Linked DNA regions of Homo sapiens: region 2 is linked to region 1. A link is an interaction called in ENCODE POLR2A ChIA-PET data of the cell type or tissue named here. Cell type or tissue: Panc1. All regions are shown on one strand. Each heading gives the region's core, and the rest is flanking DNA. Links, peaks and the distances in the headings are about the cores only. Region 1 has its middle 390 kb from the start of CSNK1G3. Region 2 has its middle 150 kb from the start of ZNF608.

Region 1 (4,405 bases), core at 254-4,253:
TTCTAAGTAATCTTTCACCTCTCCAGAAGAAGCAGAGACTTTTCTACTTCTGACACCTGACAGCTTATTTTGCTAGTACAATTTCACAAGAAAAGAAGAAATGAAACTGAATGTCATTGAGATAGAAATATGAAAGAATTACACTAGTGGTAACAACAAAATATAAATTGTCATCTTCCATCTATTTCTGACAGTGCAAACATAATATTTTTACTACTTCTAAAAAGAATGCACGTGAACCTCTAGCAGATGTTTCAAATATTAAGCACTAGTGACCCTCAATTGTCAAAATAGCATAGCTCTGTTTTGAACCCCTTTTCTGGAATTGGACTTGTTTGCATTACGTTTTGGCCTCTCATCCCATTCTGAATGTTATCACATATACCAAAATGTTTAGGATTATTCAACTATCATCCCTGTTCCTGGAATCAACTCCCTCCATTTTAATACACATGGTTTTCACAGTATACTCCTTATTAATTACAGTATCCATACATCTAGTTTGTTTTATAGCTCTTGTTTATATCTGCTGTGTCATCAGATTTAGCATTTGTTCAGGATTTGCCACTGGTTAATGAAGTAGCGTTATCAATAGTTGCTTTGAATTAAGCCAGGTGGGTTTTGTGGACTCCACTCTATCCTCTGACTTCTGCAATGGTCATATCCAAAAGAGTAAGAGAGCATCAGCAGTGTACAGATTTCTCACCACTCAGCACCTGACTAAATCGGAAAGATGATCAGCCATTGAAAATTATCTCTACAAAAGCAAAAGAGAACCTGAAACTGACGTGATGAGAACTCAAGCAATATGCAAGATCTAAATTTAAAATGCTATAATTATGTTGTTATTCATTGTAGTAAAGGTATTTTTTTTAATTTGGGCTTAGAAATAATTTTAAATTTATAAAAGGTTGCTAAAATTATATTATTAAAGGTACACTCATATACCCATTCCCCACATTTTATAATTAACATTTTGCCACATTGGCTTTATCATTCCCTCTCCTTCCCCTCTGTCACCCTCTCTCTCTTCTCTGCTTCCTTCTTTCTCCCTTCATCTCCCCCACACCCTCTACCCCTTCTCTCTCTGTCTCCTGAGTCATTTGAAGGTAAGTAACATACATCATGGCCCTTTACTCTAAATATTTTATTGTATATTTCCTAAGATTAGGAATGTTCTCACAGCTACAGTTACCAATTTTATAAATTTATATTGGCATAATACTTTTGTCCAATCTACTGTCATGTTCTAATTTTGTCAGTTGATCTAATAATGTTCTTTATAGCATTTTCTCCATCTGGTACAGGATCCACTCCGGAGTCATATATAGGATTTGGTTGTTAGTGGTCATGTCTCTTTAAGCTTTCTTTAATCTGGAACATTTTCACAGCTTTTCTTTCTCTTTTATGACATTGACACTTTTTAAAAGAATCTAGTCCCCCCAACTTCTTCTATTTTAATATAGTGTTACAAAGAACATTTTCATAGATCTAATTTTAAATGAATGAATTTTAATTCTGTGCTAGAATGTAACAAAATTAAGAAATTCCATGATTTTATGGCATCTAAATATGAGAAAACATTCAAGAAATCATAAATAGTGATATCCTTGTTTATTAAATTTTGTCTTTTAGAATGATTTTCCAAAGACAGATACTTTAATTGGAAGCAAAAGACAGGACCTGTGAAAGTATTTTATCTGAAATATTTTTGTATTTCAACACACAAAAAATAGAAATGAGAACATCTACATTGAAATTCTTCATTCAGCAGAGTTTTTTTCCTACCTCAGGATCTATAGGGAGAATATTTTCTCAATTTAAGATATTGTGGTCTCTAATGTACAGTGATCTCTAATGTAGAGTCACAGAAATGTAACTTTGCAGAAATTACAAGCAACTTATGAAAAATTAAAAACGAATGAGAATATATCAAATTACATTCTATAGAAAGAGATTCTTACCCCCTATTAGGGACAGATACAGTTCAAAACTTGTTAAAGTACATGAATACATATGCTAAAAGAAAAACTTCAGGGGAATTAAATTTAAAGGGGTTTAATTGAGCAACGAATGATTCACAAATTGGGCAGCTCTCAGAATCGCAACAGATTGAGAGAGACTGCATGGGTGCCTCATAGTCAGAAGAAATTTATAGACAAAAGAGAAGTGATGTACAAAAATCAGAAGTGAGATACAGAAACAGCTGGATTGGTTACAGGTTTGCATTTGCCTTATTTGAACACAGTTTGAACACTCAGCAGTGTTCTATCAGTCTATGAGTGGTTGAAGTATGAATGCTGGAATTGGCCAAGACTCAGCTGTTGTTACAGGTGCATACTACTAAGCTAGATTTTCAATCTTGTCTGCCTGTTAAGCTAGGTTACGGTTCGTCCACAAAGACTCAAATATAGATGTACGGAGTCCTTCTCAGGCCATATTTAGTTCACTTTAACATATATAAAGAACAATTATTTTGGTCATTTTGAGCAATAAAACACACAAAATGTATTTACTAAACACCTATTGTATGCCCAGTACAGTAGGAGTTTATAAGTGCAAGATGCTCAAGTGTACAAACAATCTAAGGAGACAAATCAAAAACAAAATAATTTGAAAGCTCACTAAAGGAGTAAAGGAAAAGATAGATTTCAATGGAGTACTCTCTAAAGCCAAACAAAATTTAAGTGGGAAATGTTGTGACTGACCTTTTAGGAAGGTTGGTTAATCCAGTGGATGGTAGGTTGGGAGGTCCATGGCAGAGCTGATGAAAGCAGGAGAAACATACTTAGCTGTGGTATCAAGGAGGCCTCCCTCACTTGGTTGGTTATAGGGGACGTCTGAAAGAAGCATCATCTCTTCTCCAACATTTTGCACTTGCAAAATATTGGCAACTTTTGAGGTTCAACATACCAGCTCAGTAGATACTAGAATCCAGACTTACTTAAATAAAGGATTTAACAGCATCTGTTGAATTTCTCCTGCACAGAGCAATAAAATCTCATTGCAATTTTATGTCTTTTCATCCCTTTATCCAGCAAATATCAAGTGCCCATTATGACTAGGTACTAAAGCCACATTGTCATTTTTTAAAGTTTAGATAATTGACATAAATAATTTATTTTATTTTTTGCTTCATTGTACACAGATGTTAAGTCATTTCATTCTTAGGGAAAGAATATTTATTTGAATAACTTCGAATAAGATATTTTTAAGGAGGTGCCATCACAACTAATTTGTTGGTAAGTAAACAATATTTCAAAAACTCTATACAGACAGCCCTTAGTATCCATGGGTTCTGCACCCACAGATTCAACGAATCACCAATCAAAAATATTAAGAAAAAAAGAATGGCTACATTGTGGAAGACAGTGTGGTGATTCCTCAAGGATCTAGAACCAGAAATACCATTTGACCCAGCAATCCCATTACTGGGTATATATCCAAAAGATTACAAATCATTCTACTATAAAGACCCATGCACACATATGTTTACTGCAGCACTATTTACAATAGCAAAGACTTGGAACCAACCCAAATGCCCACCAATGACAGACTGCATAAAGAAAATGTGGCACATGTATACCATGGAATACCATGCAGCCATAAAAAAAAATGAGTTCATGTCCCTTGCAGGGACATGAATGAAGCTGGAAACCATCATCCTCAGTAAACTAACACAAGAACAGAAAACTAAACACTGCATGTTTTAATTCATAAGTGGGAGTTGAACAACGAGAACACATGGACACAGGGAGGGGAACATCACACACTGGGGCCTGTCAGGGGGTGGGGGGCAAGGGGAGGGAGAGCATTAGGACAAATACCTAATGCATGTGGGGCTTAAAACCTAGATGACGGGTTGATAGGTGCAGTAAACCACCATGGCATGTGTATACATATGTAACAAACCTGCACATTCAGCACATGTATCCCAGAACTTAAAGAAAGAAAAGAATGGTTACAATTGTACTAAACACATGCAGACATTTTTTCTTGTCATTATTCCCTAAACAATACAGTATAACTATTTGCATAGTATTTACATCGTATTAGGTATTGTAAGTAATCTAGAGATGATTTAAAATATATTGGAGGATATGCATAGATTATATGCAAATAGTACACCATCTGATATAAGGGTCTTAAGCATCTGTGGATTTTGGTATCCACAAAGGGTCCTAGAACCAATTCCCCACAGATACCACGGTACAACTGTTACTTTGGTTATTTTAGCACCCAATTGGGATAATAAACTATTTGATCACCCTAATAAATGTGACTGCCTCTTGGAAAGAGCTTACTTACTCTTCCACAGGTAGCCAACTGGTCCAATTTGAGTCAATCAGGGCCCTTCACTAAAAATATTGGAATTGGAACTTAAAAAAAGAATTAAATATATTTT
Region 2 (4,405 bases), core at 314-4,313, 690 kb before region 1:
AGGACTTATCCAAAAAGCTATTTTGTTTACCACAAAAATAAGAGGCCATTTCTCCCCAAAGAGGAATCTATTGTTTTGTCTTATCTCCTTTCGAATGAAAGAATTGAACAATTGAACCAGCAGGGCCACTTGTTTATCCCCATGCTGACACAGTGCCATGCAGTTGATATTAATAGATAACAAAGGAATTTCAGCGTAATTACTTCTTACATACATTCTTGGCCATGTGTCATGTAATTTCCCTGGTTTGATTTCCCCAGGAATTCCTAACGCTAGGAATTTAGATTAGTTTCTGCTAACATTTAAGATCACCAAATTGAGGCTGTGATCTCCATTTCAAACATAGCTCAAAGATAAATACAAATAATGAGCTTCAATATGTTGAGTCATGGTTAGGAAAAGTGAGGTCCAAATCTTCAGAGGCTGTTTGTCTAGGATGAGTCATGTGGTCTGCCCCTTCCACAGCTGAGCATTTACTCCGGTGAAATCAGGTAAAGCAATGATCTGAGACAGGCCACAGAGCAGTCTGTGAGGTAGGGGTGAGTGAGGCATGCCTGGGTATTTGAGTTGATTTATGGGGGACTTGTGTGTTTATGAAACTCGTGGGTTTTTGGGTTTTTTGGTTTTTGGCATCACTGTCTAGACTGCTTCCTTCTTCCTGCTCCTCACCCCTTTTCCAGAACTAGTGCTAGCTTGACTACTGTTGATCCATGGATTGTGCATGCAAAGCTCCAGGCCAAAGATGTTCACCAGGGTTTAGAGATAAACAATTTAAAAAATATATCTTTCAAGCAGTGCTTCACCCACTTGGGTTATCTGTGAACCCACTTTTCTAAAATTTACCAAATCTTAAAAAAAGTTGACCTACATTTTAATTTAAATAAATGTATTATAGAAGGAAACAAGATATCCCATGCTATAAATAGGAGACTCCATTCAAAACTGTGGAGACAAAACAATGGAGTTTAGACTTTAAATGCTAAAAAGGATCTGAGTTTGAGGCCTGTTCTCTTTTTCTGAAAGAGATGTCAGGGTTAGAGAGGTGGCAACCGCATACCAGTGCCAAACTAAAACTTTCTCCTTGGCTGGGTGTGGTGGCTCACGCCTGTAATCGCAGCACTTTGGGAAGCCGAGACAGGTGGATCACCTGAGGTCAGGAGTTCGAGACCAGCCTGGCCAACATGGTGAAACCCTGTCTCTACTAAAAATATAAAAATTAGCAGGGCATGGTGGGTGGGCGCCTGTAGTCCCAGCTACTGGGGAGGCTGAGGCAGGAGAACTGCTTGAACCCAGGAGGCAGAGGTTGCAGTAAGCCAAGATTGCGCCACTGCACTCAAGCCTGGGCAACAGAGTGAGATACCATCTCAAAAAAAAAAAAAAAAAAAAAAAAAGGCCAGGCGCAGTGGCTCACACCTGTAATCCGAGCACTTTGGGAGGCCAAGGTGGGTGGATCACAAGGTCAGGAGATCAAGACCATCTTGGCTAATACGGTGAAACCCTGCCTCTACTAAAAATACAAAAAATTAGCTGGGAGTGGTGGCATGCACCTGTAGTCCCTGCTACTTGGGAGGCTGAGGCAGGAGAATTGCTTGAACCCAGTAGGCGGAGGTTGCAGTGAGCCGAGATCACACCACTGTACTCCAGCCTAGGCAACAGAGTGAGACTCTGTCTCAAAAAAAAAAAAAAAAAAAGGAAAAAAGAAAAACAACTTTCTCCTTGATGTATTCAGAAGGATTGAGAGAAAACTGAAAATAGAATAACTTGCTCACTGTGTAAGTTAGCGTTATGTAATGCTGTGTTTGTGATCTACTTCATTTCACACACCTTCAATAGCATTTGTCTCACACAATGAGAAATGTTTTTAACTACTGTCTGGACCAGATAGTAGGTGGCAGTAGATTCAACATGGATTTATCGAATGCCTATCATGTGTATCATTTGTGCAAGGCATTACGGGGAATACAAAGAAAGCAGATTAACTTGAACTGGGGTTAGAAGACATAAATAATATGTATTATATATATGTGTGTGTGTGTGTGTGTGTGTGTGTGTGTGTGTGTGTGTATGTTTATATATTGAGTATTTCAAGGATGTACTTTCCTCCTCCTGGTGTTTACCATTCTTAAAAAATACATAATCTTAATATTTTTTCACCACAAATCCTTTGAGGATTGAATATTATATTGATTAAATAATGAGGCAGTGCCGTGTGCTTTGGGCTTGATAATCTTTGAGAGTAAAATAATACTAGATTTGGTGACATGACTGGTGTCTTGTTTTTCCCAGCTTTTAAGTCTAGCATTTCATAAAAAACAAAAATGTTGCATTTCATTTGGAAATTTAAAGTGCTCTAAGTGAAATCCACGTGAGTGAAGGGGTGCCCAGTGGCTCACAGCTCAAGAGTGCCCCATTGACTGTGCCTTCAACTCGTTTCAGAGAAGTTGCTGGCCACGCTTGGCCACAGTGTTAGCCTTCTGAATGAAATACAGACACCAAATAGGAAATCAGAACAGGGGGACTCTCTAAAGAACAGTTCTTTTTTTTTTTTTTTGAGATGGAATCTCGCCCTGTTGCCCAGGATGGAGTGCAATGGCGTGATCTTGGCTCAATGCAACCTCTGCCTCCCAGGTTCAAGCAATTCTCCTGCCTCAGCCTCCTGAGTAGCTGGGATTACAAGTGCACACCACCATGCCCGCGTAATTTTTGTATTTTTAGTAGAGACGGGGTTTCACCATGTCGATCAGGCTGGTCTCGAACTCCTGATCTTGTGATCAACCCGCCTCTGCCTCCCAAAGTGCTGGGATTACAGGCATGAGCCACTGCGCCCTGCAAGAACAGTTCTTTGATACAGTTCTTTAGTGAGAAGGACTTTAATCATGGAATCTGGCAGCTTTTATCTATCTTAGTGAGGACGCTCTCCTTCCAGGTTCCAGAAGCAGGACACATATCCATGCATTTCAAAGGTCCTGGACATAAGGCTGTTGTGGGCTATGCAGGACTCTCAGGACATAAATCTTGCACCAACCCTGGGGGTGTGGGACAGCAGACAGCTCCTAGGTGCAGTTTTCTCCTCACCATGCCCTAAATGAAGTGGAAAGGTCACTTGGCTAATCAAGCAACGGGCTTCTTGCTTGTATTCAGATATGCTTTTACTGCATTTGGTTTAGTACACCCAGACTTCGATATCATACTGAGAATTTAAAACTCACCTTAGGCTGTCCTTTGGGACAGGTGTGTGCTCATATGCATGTGTGTGTTCCAGTAGGGTCTGTCCCTGGATCCCCAGTACAGCTTTGAAGTGGAATGGTGGCTCCACACACAACAATGAACAATTCTTTTCCCTTGTTTCCCCACACTTGCTCCCCCTGCCTTCTTCCCTGATTATCTCTCTACTGTTCTTGCCATCTTCTGGTGCCCTATCTCTCAGCACCATTTCTACTTCCCAAGCAACTGTCCAACAAACTGTTGCATCTTAGCAAATATTGCTAATCCAGAATCCTTTGGTTATTTCTCAGAGGACTCCATTTGGAAAACTGTTTCTCCTTTCAGATTTGGGGAATCATAATCTTAAAACTTAATTCATTTATTCAACAAATGTTTCTCAAAGGCCTACCCTGTGACAGGTACTGTGCCAGATAGACACTTAAATAAATAATACATTTTCAGCACTTTTAAGAATTTTAGAATCCGGTGGGAGGAGACAGGCAAGTAAATCAACGATAATTATAAGTAATATATTAGTCATAATAAAAACTATGTCAGGGTGCCGGGCAGGGTGGCTCACGCCTGTAATCCCAGCACTTTGGGAGGCTGAGGCGGGCAGATCAATTGAGGTTGGGAGTTGGAGATCAGCCTGACCAACACGGAGAAACCCTGTCTCTACTAAAAATACAAAAAATTAGCCAGACGTGGTGGCGCATGCCTATAATCCAGCTACTCCGGAGGCTGAGGCAGGAAAAGCACTTCAAATGGGGAGGCAGAGGTTGCAGTGAGCCGAGACCGCACCATTGCACTTCAGCCTGGGCAACAGGAGCGAAACTCCATCTCAAACAAACAAACAAACAAACAAACAAACAAAAAAACCCCAAAACTATGCTAGATCTACTGGTATGCAGTTGTGCGAATGAGGAGGAGAGACATCTCAATCAGATGCTCTGGGTTCTTCTAGCTCCCTTACTGGCCCTTTTGCCACATTGAGCACCGCAAAGTGTTTACGTCACTGTAAGAGCAGAGTGTGAGAGTAGGGCTAGCACACACTGGTATGACTGTTCCAGTTGTTAAAACATTGAAATACTCCTGTACCAGTAGGTGATGACTTCAGTGTCCCTTCTACCCCAGGAGCCCCAGCTATTTCCCACAGACTCAGCAACTAAGGACAGACTGAGGCCCTGCAGGCATGGCTCCA

The links. Peaks named below come from ENCODE experiments on the same cell type or tissue, not always from the same donor. Only the 100,000 strongest peaks of a DNase experiment are listed, where the experiment ranks them.
Region 2: POLR2A ChIA-PET joins it to region 1 with 20 read pairs; 1 of 35 experiments calls an interaction of 5 or more read pairs at or near these places.

Annotation. Positions count from the first base shown.
Region 1 is chr5:123,903,220-123,907,624 of GRCh38, reverse strand. No RefSeq gene overlaps it. Among named protein-coding and RNA genes, the nearest start is that of CSNK1G3, 390 kb to the right of the region's middle. In Panc1, for the core only: no CTCF peak of the experiment used is centred there; no DNase peak of the experiment used is centred there; H3K27ac peaks cover 280 bases.
Region 2 is chr5:124,593,095-124,597,499 of GRCh38, reverse strand. No RefSeq gene overlaps it. Among named protein-coding and RNA genes, the nearest start is that of ZNF608, 150 kb to the left of the region's middle. In Panc1, for the core only: no CTCF peak of the experiment used is centred there; a DNase peak (open chromatin) is centred at 409; H3K27ac peaks cover 3,422 bases.